2 separate regions of the Homo sapiens genome follow, and region 1 is linked to region 2. A link is an interaction called in ENCODE POLR2A ChIA-PET data of the cell type or tissue named here. Cell type or tissue: Panc1. All regions are shown on one strand. Links, peaks and the distances in the headings refer to the core of each region. The heading gives the core; the rest is flanking DNA.

Region 1 (8,321 bases), core at 14-8,013, 63 kb after region 2:
TTTCCTGGTTCAGGAAAGGCTAGTGAGTACTCTAGTGCTGCTTGTCTCCTGCAATGTAGTGAATGGCACCTGGCACACCAGAGAGCTGAGAAAGCTGACCTCTTTTATTGAAACAATTGTTATGGAAAGATTTTCAAGACAGAAAACCTTGTAACGGAACACTTTTAACGTCATATAACCTTTCCCTGATGATTCAGAGGTATCATTCTGAATAATTACTGAACATTGCAGGACAAGGTTACAGCCTCAGAGTTGTCAGAGGCTGTCTGCCCCGCATTGCATGGCTTGGCGTGCTGGGCTTTGGAGTTCTTGGGCTGCTTTTCTTGCTTCCAGTGTCCACCTCCCTGTTAAACTATGCGTTGTCTTCTTATTGGTGTCTGCCTCTGGATGTGTGCCTTTCTCCCCCTTAAGACTTACTTCTGATCTCTTGGGAGCTAGAAGTTCTGGTGATCAAGTTTGATGTAATAAAAAGAAAATATTCGTAATGCTGGATGGCACATAAAGAGTTTTTCTATCTATAAGGCACTATTCTGAGAGCCTTTTGTATATTAACTCATATATTTAGCCCTCATGACAACCCTTTAAGGCAGGTGCTGTTGTTATTCCCATTTAGCAGATGAGGGAGCTGAGGCCCAGAGAGGCTTTCTACCTTTCTCAAAGTCACACAGCTAACAGTGGTGAAACCAGCATTTAGACCTGGGCAGTCTGGTTCTGGAGTGGAAGGTCATAACCACTAGCCTCTACTGTGTCTGATTACATCTGGTTATAAGCGGACTTTGGCTTTCAGCCATGGAGTTTTGACAGGCATTGTGTTCCAATCCATCTGAAGAGTGTGAAAATAAAATTAAGTCACAAAGCTTGTAAATTACCCACTTTAAAGAGACAAAGAAAGTTCAAGTTTAACCCTATAACATGATTCCTCCCAGTCACTTGCATCAAATAGCAACCTCCATCTTCTATGGAGGTAACAGAGGAAGAAATGCTGAGATCTACCAGTTTCACACAGGCCCAATCCATGAGCCTTCTGCAAGGCAACATTGCTTGAGGACTGAATAAGTCTAAAGTCTTTCACATATGCAAATGCACTGTGATTTACGAAATAATTTGTTTAAAGATCTTGTTAATTTCATGGGAAATTTCTTATCATTTTTTCAATGGATTGAACCTAAGATGTCATTACTATCATATAGGAAGACACTATATGATATATGAAGCCATTGACCTAGAATAAGAGTAAACAGGTTCTGAAAGAGTGTTGGGCTGTCTGGTGATCAGGCGTCTAAAGTGCATGAGTTTTGGCATGTGGACTTTGTAAAACCTACATGGCTGCTCAGAAGCTTTTTTTGACTTCATTTTAAGCTCCTTGCTGAGTGTGAAATAATTTTGCGCAAGTTATTCCCATGCAAGACATGTTCTCTCCTTAACGAAGCCAAGATCTGCAACATAAACAATTTGAAAACATTTCAAGATGCCAAGGATGGGCTAAGAACAACCACAGGAAGAGGACATAAAATGTTTCCAAATGAACGGCACAGACATGATCAGGTTTGGGAGAATCTTACTGATCTATAGACCTGTGGAAGATATACAGAGAGAAAGAAGCATAATGAGGAGCTAATATTCATTGATTCCACACATTTATTGAGCACCTACTATGTGCCAGGTACTTTACTAACACCAGGGAGAAAAGACATACATCTGTAAAAACATCAAACAAGTTACCACAATGTGTGGTTCTGTGCAGGACAGGTAATAGTATAAGCAAAAAGCAAGAACTCAGTTATAAAATTTCTTGGGTTCCCAGGGTATAAAGTCAACTAAGAATGGAAAAGAGAGAAAATGAGTCTTTGGTGGGACCAAGCTCTCTTCAATCCATCTCTTAGAGCATGTGAAAGTGCCTGGAAATGCACAATGGAGTGAGCTCCGACCCACTGGGGCCACGAGAGGCTGCCTCGGGTGTGGCCCACAAGCCTGCCCTTTGGAAGCAGAAAGACCTAGATTAGAATGAATGCTGATACCATCATCTTATTAGCTGAGAGCCATGATATTTTAATTCCTCTGAGCTTCCTCAGCTATTGAAAAAATAAAAGTATTTACGTATTTAGGGAGTGTTGTGAGAATTTCAGAAGAAAATGCATGTGCTTGATGTGCTATCTGACACACAGTAGTTGGTCAATACACAGGGTTTCTGTCCTCATCCTTTCCCTTCCTGTGCCTCTTCTATGGAAGGCCCACCTCCTTGCTCGGACAGCAGGAGCCTGGGCTTTTAGCTTTCTTCCTGTGGTTTTACAAATATTGAGACACTCAATTGTCTCTGGGATGCTATGCCTTGGGGACAAAACCCAGCCCAGATAAGAAATGTGCAGCTCTCCCAGGGTTCTGAGGCCGGGGGACTTCACACTGGTGAGGCCTCCTGAAGCTGGACTAACCTGAGGCTGGGAATGTCTCTTCCTGGACAGTCTTCCCTTCAGGAAAGTAAAAAGCATCAGGACGTTTCTATTTTAACTGGATCCCCGCTCCACCAGCCCATCTAGAACTGAGTACTGCTCCCTGCACTGGGATGAGGAGGGTGGTGTGGCGAGAAGCTACCTTGGGCATACAGCAGGATGGGGACACAGGACTCCACAGGAGAGAATTAGGCTGGGGTGGGCGTGGCTGAGGGATGGGGTGGACATCGCTTCTGGGCTGCTGGGTTCCCACCACGTGGTAGGGTGCTCCTGGGCAGGGCCCCCTGATTTACCCCAGGCTGGTGCTGCTCTTCACCATGGATGCAGCGCTGTTTATGGGGACCAGGAGGCAGGTAGGAGGGGACATGAAGTCTGATTCTAGTCCCAGCTTGGCCACCAACTTGCTTTCTGACCCCAGACCTGAGGTCTTTACCTCTCTGAGTCTCAGATGTTCTTTCTATTTTAAGTCAGTAAGACATCCTCTTCCTCCTGAGGTAGGAGAGGGGCCTCTTGGGCATCAGTGAGCTTAGTCCTGAGGGGAACTCCTGTGGCAGTGCCTTACGAACCACTGCAGTGGAACCTCGTGCCAGTCTTGGTTAGCTGGAGCTTTAGAAACCGGACTCCCTGCTTTGCAGAGGCTGTCTTCTCTGCGGAGATGGGACTGTGCTGAGCACACCTTGTTGGTGCCCACCCTAACGCCTCACCCTGAGCAGGGCCCACTGAGAATGTGTGTGAAGCCTCTTAAGGCACCCGGGCCTCCAGCCTCCACTTCTTATTCTCTCCAGGATAAACACAGGAGCCAGGGCGTGGCAGGGACTAGGGTAGGAGCGACCAGCGTGCCCAGGCCTGCACCCTGTGATGGTGTGGAGAAACCACAGCCCTGGAAACACCTTTCAGGGCTGCCAGTGTTGGCTGGGGAGCCGTCAGATCAGGAGGGAGGAGTCATGACCCACAGAAGAGAAGCCTAGGTCAAGGCCCAAAGAGGAAGCCCAGGGTCAGGGCCTCAGCTCTGCCTCTGTGTCCCAACAACAGATAATTTTTTTCCCATTAACGGAGAAATTTGCTATCCTCTAAGCCCTGTTCTGTGACTTATCCTCTGTCCCTGACACATCTTCCTGTTACCTGACCTCTCCCCATCCCCAACCACTCCAAACGGTCCCATAGCCAGGAGGGTCCGCATCTGAGCAACATCCCCACCCCGACTCCGACTCCGATTCCTCAGACCCACAGCTAGGAGGGCCTGGGTTCTGTCCTAGGGCCGGGTGGGGGTCTGGATGCAGATGGCAGACAGGAGTGAGCAAGAGAAGGAGAAAAAGGAATGAGTGTACAGAGAGCACCCATGCCCAGCTGGCCTTGCTCCAGCCCAGAGAGGGCCAGGCTGGCCCCTCCCAGCATCTACTGAATTCAATGCCTACTCTAGTTACCAAATAACTGTCCTAGAGCTCTGATGCAAAGTTCAAGTGTTGTTTTCAGTGATGGGTCAAAATATCCATGTAAATATGCCATGTTGGTCTTCTCCAACCCCAGAGAGGGACAGGAAGTCCTATAGAATCACTCCTCTTTCTCCATCTGGATTCAGAGGGTCGTCCTAGAACCCAGTGCTTCCCCTGGCAGACTCTTTCCTCCTGGTCTCTCCCTGGCACAAGCCCTCAGATCTGCTCAAGGCGCCAGAGAGGCTGGGAGGCTGGGGTGGGACAGAACGTGGATGCCAACTATGCTCTGAATACTAATTCTCCCCATCACTCCTGCCCTTCCTAACCCACATCAGCCCTCTCTTCCCAAGCCCATAGAACCTGGGGGTCCTTGAACCTCATTCTTCCCTCTAGGTCCGAGTAACAGGGAGCTGTGAAAAAAGAATGACATCCTGGAGGAAGACCCTGACCCAGGAGTAGAAGGGACTCTTGAAGGCAGTGTCCGGCCTCTCCTTCCTCTCAGGCCCCACTCTGGAGGGACCCTTCCAGGGCCTCTGACACCAACACACAGATCCTCAAGAGGTGCACAGGGCCGCTGAGTGCATCTGACCCTGGACTTCCAGCTGCCCTGTCACCAGCTGCTGGTCCCACTGAGGCCCTGGCCCCAGATGCTGGCAGCTACAGAGGAAGGGCAGGCAGACCCTCTGCCCAAACTTGCAGGAGAGTGGCCAAGGCCTTTCCCTGACTCCACTTCAGGCCCAAACCCTGCCCAGCCCCTGGACACTCACACTCCTTCATCATGCCGATGTCCACACAGCGTTTGAGCCGGCAGGCCTGGCAGTGGCGTCGGTTGTCCTTGGTGATGCGGCAGTCCCCGTTGAAGGGGCAGGTGAATAGTGCCTTCCGCTTCATGCTTCGCCTGCCGAGAGAGCACACACCCTGCCCTGGGTCACTGAACTTCCGGCTCCTCACCCTGTCATCACGGAGACCTGTCTTCTGGGCCCCCTGGTCTCCATTTCTCCAACAGAAGACATGAGGCCCACCCCAGCTGCCAGTCACTCTCACCTCTAGGCTGGGCACCAAACGATTCCTACTTCTCCTTTCATTGCCTGCCCAGCTCCAATCATGGCTTGTACTTACCTTTTTTCTTTTAATTTTTGTTTCTTTTGGGGGGACAGGGTGTTGCTTTGTAGCCCAGGCTGGAATGCAGTGGCATGATCTCAGCTCACTGCAGGCTGGACCTCCTGGGTTCAAGTAATCCTCCTGCTTCAGCCTCCAGTATAGCTGGGATTACAGGTGCATACCACCATGCCTGGCTAATTTTTTGATTTTTTTGTAAAAATGGGGTCTCACTATGTTGCCCAGGCTAGTCTGGAACTCCTGGGCTGAAGCAATCCTCTATCCTAGGCCTCCCACAGTGCTGGGATTACAGGTGTGAGCCACTGCACTCCGACTCTTTTTTTTTTTTTTTTTTGAGACGGAGTTTTGCTCTGTCACCCAGGCTGGAGTGCAGTGGCTCACTCAGCTCACTGCAAGCTCCACCTCCCGGGTTCACACCATTCTCCTGCCTCAGCCTCCAGAGTAGCTGGGACTACAGGCGCCCGCCACCACTCCTGGCTAATTTTTTTTTGTATTTTTAGTAGAAATGGGGTTTCACCGTGTTAGCCAGGATGGTCTCGATCTCCTGACCTCATGATCCGCCTGCCTTGGCCTCCCAAAGTGCTGGGATTACAGGCGTGAGCCATCGCGCACAGCCACGCCCCGACTCTTATACTTATTTTACAGTACTCTGTTCCCCTTCCCATTTTAAAAAATTAAACAGGAAATAACAAAAGTGCATTTCCCTAGAAAAAACCCTTTTTTTTTTGAGATGGAGTCTCGCTCTGTCGCCCAGGCTGGAGTGCAGTGTTGCGATCTCAGCTCACTGCAAGCTCCACCTCCTGGGTTCATGCCGTTCTCCTGCCTCAGCCTCCCGAGTAGCTGGGACTACAGGCGCCCACCACCGCACCCGGCTAATTCTTTGTATTTTCAGTAGAGACGGGGTTTCACTGTGGTCTCGATCTCCTGACCTCATGATCCGCCTGCCTCGGCCTCCCAAAGTGCTGGGATTACAGGCGTAAGCCACTGTGCCTGGCCGAAGAAACCTTTTTAAATATTGAAATCTCCAGAGTAGCCAGCATAATAACATTTAATGAGCCGCTATGAGAAGTAAGGATGCTAGTCTCAGCATGAAGTCTTCTAGATTCTAGAGACCTGTGACTGGAATAGCTCCTGTTCCAGGGATAGATGTGTACATGGAAGGAAGAAAAGGCCCAAACCATAGCTCTAGACATCCCAGAACCTGCCCAGAAAAAGAAGGGGCCAGACAAGCAGGTGGAAATCCTGAGGCCTGGCCTTGGGTTTTTTGAAAGGAAGAGGAAGCAGGAGCTCTGTAGGAACAGAAAACTAGAGCTGGGCACAGTGGCTCAGGCCTGTAATCCTAGCACTTTGAGAGGCTGAGGTGGGCGGATCATCTGAGGTAAGGAGTTTGAGACCAGCCTGGCCAACATGCCAAAACTCCGTCTCTACTAAAAATACAAAAATTAGTTGGCCATGATGGTGCATGCCTGTAGTCCCAGCTACTTGGGGGCTGGGAGCTGAGGCAGGAGAGTCGTTTGAACCCAGGAGGTAGAGGTTGCAGTAGGCCAAGATCATGCCACTGCACTCCAGCCTGGGCAACAGAGCAAGACCCTGTCTCAAAAAACAAAACAAAACAAAACAAAAAAAACCCAGAAAACTACTGAAGTGTTCTTAGCTAGAAAGGTGGCACCCTTGAGGCTGGGTGTGGTGGCTCAGGCCTGTAATCCCAGCACTTTGAGAGGCCGAGGTGGGTGGATCATGAGGTCAGGAGTTTGAGACCAGCCTGACCAACATAGTGAAACCCCATCTCTACTAAAAATACAAAAATTAGCCGGGCACGGTGGCACATGCCTATAGTCCCCGCTACTCGGGAGGCTGAGGCAGGAGAATCACTTGAACTTGGGAGACGGCCGTTTCACTGAGCCGAGATTGTGCCACTGCATTCTAGCCTAGGCAACAGAATGAGACTCTGTCTCAAAAAAAAAAGAAAGAAAAGAAAAAGAAAAGTGGCACCCTTGTAGCCTATGTAAGTTGTGTGTGTGTGTGTGTGTGTGCACAAGTGTGCACATTTAAGGGCTCATTTTCCTAATTCGAACATTCTCTCCCACTGCCAGCCACACCACGTGGACTTTGGGAGGCTGCATAAAGGACACCTCCCTGAGGCACCTCCCTAGAGGCTTTTCATCATCCATGTCCTGAGAGTCCTGTCCTCCTCCCAGCCCCAGCAGGAGTAGGCCCCACTTTTCTGACATAGTTAGATGGGGAAAGATGGTGGCAGAATCACTGTCTGCATGAGCAGCAGCATCTTCCAAGGAACTGCTGAGTGTGAAGATGCCCAAGCCTTCCAAGCCAAAGCCCAGGCCCAACCATTTCCTTCCTGGAGATGAGCTACTGACGTCATCTGCTCAGGGGCCAGGCATTAGTTAGGATTCTTGGTAAAACATGACTCACTGTTCACATTCACTAGAACATACATGGGGTTGAGGGGAATCGCACTCATCAATTGTCAAGCTTGCTCTAGCAAATGGACAGCTGGGGACCACACCGACTCAGCCCCTGGGATAGAGAAGAGACCAGAGTAGGGCTCTACTGGCAGTCCCAGGCAGGCCCAGACTCTTAGATCCACAGAGGGCCCAAGAGACCGTCAGTGTAACTCCCTCCCTTTATACGTGGGACCACTGAGGTTAAGAAACTTACAGGTGAGGATATTCAGCAAGAAGTGCAGGCTCCTAGGTCTGGAAGTCTTAGGGATCTAAGGCTTAGCCTTTAGCTTCCTGGATTGTTTTCAACCCCAGAAACTTAAAGTGCTCAGTGAAGTTGATGCCCCAAACAGCCCCAGGTGGCTCAATGCCAAGAATGACCCAACAGTCAAGGAAGCAGCTGCTGTTGGTTTTGGACCTTGGCTCTGGTACCCTGCTGTGACAACCCTCATCACCCAAGGGGCCTACTGCAGAGCCAGGGTTGTCAGGAGGTGGAGCAGCACCAGGCTATCAGGGGCTCCTTAGCTCCAAGTCTAGCCCGCCTCAGGCCCAGTCCTAACCCTGCAGTAGCTAACAAGAAAGAAGTTATACGCCAGGCTTTTTTCCATCTTCGTAGAAACAAAAAGCCTTTTGCCGTTCACCTCTATTTGTTTACTGCTGCTTTTCTGGAGGGACAAGAGAATATGGAAGCATCTTGGGAACTGTTAGGGTTCCCCAGAAACGAGATACAATTATCCCCACAGGGACATCTGTATGTTCCAGGACATGAGATTGGTGTCCCTCCCACCAACCTTGTGGTTCTTGAGGCTTCATCCGTCACCACAAATGCTCAGGCCTCAGAATGCCCGTAATTCTCTAAACTT
Region 2 (8,321 bases), core at 151-8,150:
TTTGAGGATGGCAACCGCACTGGCTCAGCCGGCCCTCACCTCCGAGGGTCTCTGCGGGCCGCCGCCGGAGGCTGGGGGGCGCACTCTCCTTTCGGAGCAGTGGATTCTTCCTCCGCTCCAGGGACTTCTTGGGCTTATAGCGCAGCTTCAGGTTGGGCTCAGAGACTGCAGGGAGCACCAGCGTCACTCAGGCCCCCACCACCCTTCTTTTTTCCACCCTTTAACCCCTCAGTCCCAGTCATCTCTATCGGTCAAGGAAAGAGAAGGCAGAACTAGAAAGAAGATCCTAGCCTACCGATGATCTCCTGGCCCAGCCCAGCCCGCCCACCCCTGCACACTCCTCCCCCATGTCCGAGGCCCTTCCCCCTTCCTTTGCCTGAAAGGTCCGCCTGTTTGTTCAGCTCACCTGTCTTGCGCAGAGGGAAGTGCTCTGGGGGGTCACTGGGCAGGCTGGGAACAGGAGGCAAAAAGCTGCTGAGCATGGAGCGGGTGGCTCCTTCCGTCTCCAGGGGCTCCAGGGTTCTACAGAACGAGTGCCAAGGCTGCTTCAGAGGTGTGGGGACACTGCACGGGCACTGCCCTGAGCACGGGCCCTGGGACCTGAGGGGGAGGCTGCAGCGGGCAGGGCTGGGCAATGTGGGGCTGGTAGGAATGGGGACCATCTCCAGGTGGCAGCAGTGGGCCGCCTGTCCGCTCCAGCAGCTATAGTGCAGAGCTCTGACCTAGGCATAGAAGCCAGGTGCTTGGTGCGTGGGTGAAGAGCCCACTGGGGGCTCTGTCACCTGCACTAGGAACCTGCTCTGGGAACCAGGACATTTTTGCGCTCAGGGAAAATATAAAGAGAGAAGGGGCTCATGTGCAAGAAAAAAGCCAGTAGGGTGTGTGTGTGTGTGTGTGTGTGTGTGTGTGTGTGTGTGTGAGAAGGGCTCAGGTGGGGTGGGGAGAATTTAAAGAGAGGAGGGCAGGTATCAGTTGAGAGAGGGGCTCGGGGGCATTATGTTTAGAGGAAGGGTAAGGACTGGTTGTGGCAACTGGGGAGGAAGGAGGCAAGTGTGTGTGCTCATGGCTAACACGGGGGCGGGGGTGGAGGGTGCATGTGGGGACAGGAGGGCAGGTGAGGAGGGTGTTACCTGTAGGGAATGCCGGGGCTGTTGGGATGGACTGTTCTTTCTAGGGCCGCCTGCTGTTTTTTCAGAATCACCTCCGCTAGCTTCTGCTTGACCACGCTGCTGGCTACAGCACCTGTAGGGGCAGAGTCAGGAGGGGGCTGGAGGTGGGTGGACAGGCGGCCTCGTGGCACTACCTGGCCACTGCCCTGTCCCCATCCTCAGTAGGAGGCGTCCCAGGGACTCCCTAGGCAAGAGCCAAGCCCGAGGCCCTACCCCTCCCTAGAGCCTCCAGACACCACCCCCCACCCCCACATCCCCCACACATTCACAGGCAGAGCCCAGGCAAGCAGAGGGAAAGCCTCGGCTCAGGCCCAGCTGGCTGCGGCCCTCCCACCTCACCCCTCACAAGCCACACAGGCAGCCGCAGGCACCTGGCTGGTGGGGCTGGGCTGGGCTGGGGTGGCCACCTCCTTACTTCGCTTGCTCTTGTCCTTGTGGAGAAGCTGCCGCAGCTCTTGTTCCTGGGGTCCCACCTGCAACTCGGGCATCGGCGTGTCCATGGAGAGCTGTGGGCAGGGCCGGCAGCCCAGAAAGGGACAAGGAGTTGAGGACTGAGACTGGTGTCTAGGGATGCTGAAGGCGGGGAGGCTGGGGACCAAGCTCAAGGTGGCCCCACATGCAGGGAGCTCCATCTTTACCCTCATGGGCTCCACCGAGCGCTGCTGCTGCAGGCCTGCTAGGAAGAGGTGGTGGTGCAGGCGCTGGGGACGCTGCAGGGCCAGCAATGTGGGCTCTGGTGGGGGCTCCACTGGGGGCCGCTGGCCCACCCGCAGGTCCATGGGCTGCGGCTGAGGGCCTGGTGTGTCTGCACAGGGCCTGGGGCAGCCTAGGGACAGAGAGAGGGAGCAGGGTAAACTGGAAAGTTTGTCCTCGGGGGCATGATACAGCCTGATCCCCCCTCAGCCTCCCTCAGGCTCACTTGACAATGGCAAAACACTCTCATGGGGGTTTTTCCTCACTTAATCCTGTCGTGGTCCTGCAAGGTAGGTATTATCAATTCCATTTTACTCGTGAGAAAAAAGTCACATGAACTGTGCACAGTAACACTGTATCACTGGTGGTGTTTGAACGGAGTCTTCCGACTCCACCACAGTGCTCCTCCACTAAACATGCTCCTCCCTGGGCCGGGGGCTGAGGGCTACAGTGATCTCCGATGGGCTGCAGATCCTATGGTAGGACATTCTTGGCCCTGCCTTCTCCCTCCCTTCATCCCTCCCTGGAATCAGAGGATTTGCCCAGCTGCCCTCTAATGAGTTGGGCTCAAAGGAAGCAATCAGGCAGGCAAACAGGCCCACTTTGTTCTGCCTCCAGCCCCAAGCCTCACAGGCCCTCTGGGTCGCCACCCTCCCATGCTCTATCCCCAGTCATGAGATAAAGTGATGCCTCAAGCCTACAGCCAGCCCTGACCGGCCACGTTGGGCCTGCAGAACCCTGTGCCCAGGGCAGGTTCCTCAGCTCATAGGGCCCATGTGTCCTTGGGCCTGCTCCTGGGTGCCTCCATGGCAGCTCTGGGCCTGGCATGGTCAGGATGGCAGGCACGGCTGCCTCTTCTCAAGTGTCCTCTGCACCCACACTAGGAGCACCCTGCCAAGGCTGTGGGTGCAGGGGCTATTTATAACTGGCCACCAGACTAGGGTCCATGCCAGCATAGCCAGCTGGACCAGGCTGGGCTGAGCAGCCAGAGAGGCTGAGACACTGGGAGACGGAGCTGTTGCAGCGGGCTTATCCTGGAGAAGGGGAAGTGGGTGGGGTAGGAGCAGGCCGGCCCCATGGGAGGGCACACAAGTGGAGAAGCCTTCCTGGAGAGGCCTCCTTCAGCAATTCCAACGCTGGGCATCTCCCAGTGGGGCAGCCACAGACTGTCCTCAGGGATTGGGGCTGAGGAGGGCTGGAAAGGCCTGTGGCAAAGTACCAGTCCAGGAGTCAGAAATCATAGCCTCCAGGCCCAAGCTGGCCACTCCTAACCACAATCTTTACATCTACAGCACTTGTGCATGAGCAGCTACATCAAGCCACTGGCCCCGGGGGGTAGTCATTACTATCTTGTTATCCTAAATAAGGAAACCGAGGCTCGGAGGTGAAGGGCCCTGTCCAAAGTCACCCTGCTAGGGGCAGAGCTAGCATGGGTTCTGGTCCTACCAAGGCAGGTACTCCAGTTTCCCACCAACTTTCAGGAATTCACCTCCCCTCAAGGGGCTTTCTCACTAAGCAAAGAGGGGTTTGCAGTAGGCTGTCATTAAAGGGCATTCACTCTAACATTCCCTGACTGTGACATGGACACAAGACAGGAGCCCAGCAAGGAGGTGCCCGCCATGTCCCCCGAATATCAAGAGGCCTGGAGGGACAGTGATGGCTGTGCACCCAGATGCCGCCCGCAGTAGAAAATGTATGGCTTTGATGCCCCACCCCTTGTTCACATTGCCTCCCAAGAAATCCGGATTCTCATTCGGGTTGAGTCTGGGTTTCGAATACCAAAACACTCCTGCCCCAGGAAAGGTTTCAGTCCTTCCATGTTCTGTGTCCTGGCTTCCCGGGGTGACTCCCCTGATTATGCAAGAGGGGCTTGGGGGAACCAAGGCCAGCGACCTGGACCCAAGACCAGTGGCTTCAGCCACATACGGACTGTGAGCAGACCCCCAGCAGGGGCCCTTCCCCTCACACTCTGCATGGCCACTGCCTCCACAGCAGAAGGGAATACAGGATGGGCTCTGCCTGGAGCCCTGGAAATACTTTTCGAGGTGCTTTAGCATTTGTGAGGCTCCACAATCTGGTCCTAACTTGGCTTCTCTCAACTTGGTCTGCATTTGAACATGAACCCTCCACCTTGGCCATCAGCTTCCACCTGTCACAAATCCACATCTCTTCTGTTCTCTGACCTTTTGCTCACAATGTCCCCCTGCCTGTGCTGTCCTCATCCCTACATTCTACTTTTCCAAATCCTACTCTTTGCTCAAAGCTCAGCTGGAGTCCTCCCTCATCCCTGGACCCAGCCAGCGCCTAGCATCCCTCCCTCTTTTGGACTCCAATCACATGGCTGTTCCACACCAGGATTAGTGCTCTGTGGGCAGGTACCATGTCTGAGTTAAGCTCCATAGGGCAGGGAGTTGGTTTCATGCTTTGTTTATTATTCCTAGCACCTGGAATAGTACCTAGCACATGACAGGCACTCCACAAACATAGAATCAATGAATAAATCAGTGTCTCTCCTAAAATGTCCAGGAAAGTACCCTGGCACAGAGACAGAACTCATTAATGATTCTTGAACAAATGGATAAACTCATGAATCAGTGTCCTCTCATTGGGCACTGGTCACATTATTGCATTCTATTTTTTTTCGCTTTGTATTTGTGTGTGCTTCCTCCCTAACCTGCCTGTTAGCTTTTCAACAGCCAGGACTGAAGCAAGGAGGATACCTGGGTTCCATTTCTCCCTGCTATATGGAATTATTAGGCATCAGGCTGTATATCTTGCACTCAGTAGGCCCTTGGTTGATACTGGCTACACTAAAGGAAGGGCAGACCGCGTCTAGTCCAGACCTGGCCCCATGGGCATGTCCTAAACCAAAGCAGCAGCAGGAAGTCCAGTCCTTCCCCAGGGCAGCCTAGCAGCAGAGGAGGCTCGGGCCAGCAGAGGGAGGAGGCGCAGACAGTGAGAGAACACTTCCCCTCCAGCAGAGCAGTCCTGCAAGGGCTGCCATGCCCACCTTGCAGAGCCGGTGTGAGGACCGAGTCCACACACAAGAACACACCTTGCCTGGTGCCTGACATGGGGTAGGGGTCTCAGTATAAATATTAGCTTCTTACTTTCCTTCCTGTTTCACTGCTCCCAGCAAGGACAAGACGGGCATCCTGTGTTTCCTTTTCCTGTTGTGTTTCCTAGCACTGTGCCCAGCCAGCATCCAGAGCTGCCTCTCTTACCCCGGCTCCTCGCCCCTCCCTGGAGCCGCCACCTCCTGGCTCTCTGGCAGATCAGCCAGCGACCCTGCTTCTCTAACCCCTCAGCTTCTCGCGTTCTTACAGCCTTTCCACCCCTCATCTTCCACTCCCTACCATGGACTCCCCCGGGTTTGACTCTTACCTGCGCCAGTGGGGCTGCAGTAGTGGGCACCCGGGCTCACCTGGGTCCCATCTGTAGAGAGAGAGACGGAGTGAAAGAGCTGCAGGGAGGGGTGAGGAGAGGGAGCAGGAAGGAAAGAAGGTCAAGCCAGGCCTGCTCCCTGCCACTCCAAGCTTGAGCACGCCAAAGCCTGGGACCTCCACCAGAAGCTAATCAAAACGAGAAGACCCCACCCCATTCGACTCCTCCAGTCCCCCTGCTGGTGAAAAGGGCTCCCAGCTCCCTCTTCCTCAAGTCACTCATTCTAAATGACTTGAACTCAGACTACAGCAAGAACCTAAGGAGGCCTCAGCTCACCCAGCAGTGCCCTCAGCCCTCCCTCCTGTGGTCAGATACAATCTTCCCTGGGCAGCCAAACCAGGCTCCCATCGCCCGAGGGAAAGAAGAAGGCCAAGAGGTGAGGTGGGGCCAGAGGTGGGAGAGCCTGGCTGGGGGGATGGCTGGGGGGACAGGAGGAGAAAGGGAGGAGCAGGCCTGGAGAGAGGGACCCTGGCCTGCTCAGAGCCTCCCAGGTGGGAGTGAAAGGAGCAGGAGGGGACACAGAGGTTTCCAGAGTGGGGGAGGGACTGGGTCATGGCCCGGAGGTCAAGTCAGATCTGGTGGGAACTGTGAAGTGATAAGGTCAGGAGTGCACAGCCCAAGGACCCCATAGTGCAGACCCTTTTCCTCCCACTGCCCCATCCTATGTCCTGCTGCCTGTTTCCTCAGAGAAGGGACCTACTCAGCCTCTTTCCCAGATAATCTGAGATAGAAATCTTTTCTTTTGGAAATGGCTACCTCTCTCAGGCTCCTAAGCCCAGCAAGAAAACCTATAGTAGGGCCCAAGCTGGTCAGCAGCAGAAAGCCCCCAGGGGACATGGAGGCCAGCTGGGGTTGGAGAAGACAGAGATGAGTCCTGAGGCCACCTGTCCAGGACAGACACCTTTCCCTCTTGCTGTCCAGTTCAGGGTCAAGGGGACAGGAGGCCAGGAGACCCAGAGGCTGCCTGGACGGGGTACTGGGTGGACACAGAAGCGCTCTGCTGGCCAGACTTGGGGCAGAAGGGATATTTTTTGAGAAACTGCCGGGGTGCTCCTTTGGGTCTGTGTCTCAGAGGCAGCCACAGTTCCTCTTCAGAGCCGAGAAATGAGAACTTCCTGCAGGCAGGCGCTGCTGGGGGAGGGGGCAGCCTGGGCACAGGGAGACTCCCACCGACTGCCCCTCAAACCAGCCCATGCTTTGGGTAACAAAGTTCGGTCCGAAAATGCTGCTCTACCTATTTAAATTCTGCCCATCCTCTGAGGTCCAGCCCAAGTCCATCTCCTTGGGAGGCTCTCCCTGACCTCTCCCCTCTTCCTTTTCCACAGCACTCGCTCTGTGTCTACCACCTTGACACTTCATTCATCATGATCTCTGTGGTGCCCTGTGGAAGCCATGCCCATCTGCACCAAACACCTCGCAGGGCACGTGGCAGGCTCTGTTAGTAGCTGACAAATCAAATACAATGACTCTCTCCTGACAACCTGCCTGAGACACAGCATGCATATTTCTCAAGGTGGTGGGCCTCAGAGGCAAACTCCCCTCCCCACGACATGGTAACCCCCAATCCCAGGCCTTCTTAGTACCTCTTCTTTCTTCTGCAGGACCTGGTCCTCCCAGAGGTTTCTGGACTGGGCTCCAGGGTGCACTCCCAGAGACTGTGTCAGGCTGAGTCCCCTGCCTCCTGGGAATTCTGTCCCACCTCCCCAGTCCCTACCCAGGGGCTGGTCAGCAGCATTCATGCTTGGGAGCAGAGCCAGGTTCTCTGTGCCTTGCTCCCCTGGTAACCACAGATTCCGGACACCATGCACTCTCTGGATAGGAGAAAAATTAATGACCCTGAATTCTGTGGTGTGGGCTACCAGGCCCCAAAGGGATGTTTTGTGGTGATAATCCATAATATAAGGTCTGTCCAGAAAAGCTGTGTGCATGTGTGCATGCGTGTTGGCAACGGGGCTGCTTCCAATAGCAATTCCTGGAAAAAGTTCTGCTTTTCCCCCGCTCCCTGGCCCCGTGCTGAGGGCCATCAAGTTCAGAAGAGCGCAGAGCGACAGAGATTAAGACCCAGGAACAGCTCTCTTTGTGTCCTAGAGAGAGGAAAGGTATCTACTGGCACCCCGTCAGTAGCTGAACTGAAGCCAGAGCATGAACATCCTGCCTCCCAGTTCTGGCTTGAGTGTGGGACCTCTTTTCCCATCACTGCCTCTCTCCGAGGGCTGTTACTACTAATTTGGGGTCAGCCTGAAAAAAAAAAAAAAAAGAGAAGTAAATGGACCCAAGGTACCAGGAATACTGTCTAGCACAGGGCTCTTTGCCAGGTTGGAGAGCTCTTCTTTTTGGAATCCTGGCTACTCCCCTTTTCTATCTTCTTTGGAGGCAACTGCAGTCAGACTTAAGAACAGTTTACTTGGCACTGGGGCATGTGGGCCTACCAAGTCACCTTCTTAAACCAGAACACCTGATTTTACCCAGAAACCTATGGAGCCCCTGTTCCAATAGGTGCACCCCAGCCCTCAGCAACCTCCAGAGTAAACACAAACACAATTCTAAGCACCTGGAACAAACTGACCTCCCTACTGCTCCTACCTTATTGCCTCAGGCCCCAGTCTTGGTCCTCCCTCCCCAGCAGGTATGACTTTGCCTCCTAGATCTGCAAAAGGTGGATGAAAACCTGAGCCTTGCCGACCACCTGCTCTCCCAGGAGCTTCATGTCTTCAGTGGGACAAAAGGCTTCCCCAGGAGCACTGCCACCTAGAACGCCCCCCTCCCGATGCCTCCAGTGTCTTTTCTTAATTTTTTTTTTTTTTTGAGGTACGGTCTTGTTCTGATGCCCAGGCTGGAGTGCAGTGATGTGAACATGGCTCACTGCAGCGTTGACCTCCTGGGCTCAGGCAATTCTCCTGCCTCAGCCTCCAGAGTAGCTGGGACTACAGTATGCACCACGATGCCTGGCTAAATTTTTTTTGTTTTGTTTTGTTGTTTTTTTTTTTGTAGAGACGAAGTCTTCCCCTGTTGCCC

Evidence for each region. Peaks named below come from ENCODE experiments on the same cell type or tissue, not always from the same donor. Only the 100,000 strongest peaks of a DNase experiment are listed, where the experiment ranks them.
Region 1: POLR2A ChIA-PET joins it to region 2 with 10 read pairs; 8 of 35 experiments call an interaction of 5 or more read pairs at or near these places.

What each region holds. Positions count from the first base shown.
Region 1 is chr12:47,860,400-47,868,720 of GRCh38, forward strand. VDR (vitamin D receptor) reads right to left here. Exons shown (of 10, transcript NM_000376.3): 4 at 4,648-4,778. Among named protein-coding and RNA genes, the nearest start is that of LINC02354, 35 kb to the left of the region's middle. RefSeq lists enhancers at 8,094-8,321, 8,300-8,321. In Panc1, for the core only: no CTCF peak of the experiment used is centred there; no DNase peak of the experiment used is centred there.
Region 2 is chr12:47,796,978-47,805,298 of GRCh38, forward strand. HDAC7 (histone deacetylase 7) reads right to left here. Exons shown (of 26, transcript NM_015401.5): 2 at 5,247-5,297; 3 at 1,808-1,995; 4 at 1,585-1,675; 5 at 1,131-1,242; 6 at 407-522; 7 at 40-165. It overlaps LOC124902926 (a long non-coding RNA gene), which reads left to right and starts at 4,103. Exons shown (of 2, transcript XR_007063290.1): 1 at 4,103-5,682; 2 at 8,298-8,321. RefSeq lists a silencer at 549-748. In Panc1, for the core only: no CTCF peak of the experiment used is centred there; no DNase peak of the experiment used is centred there.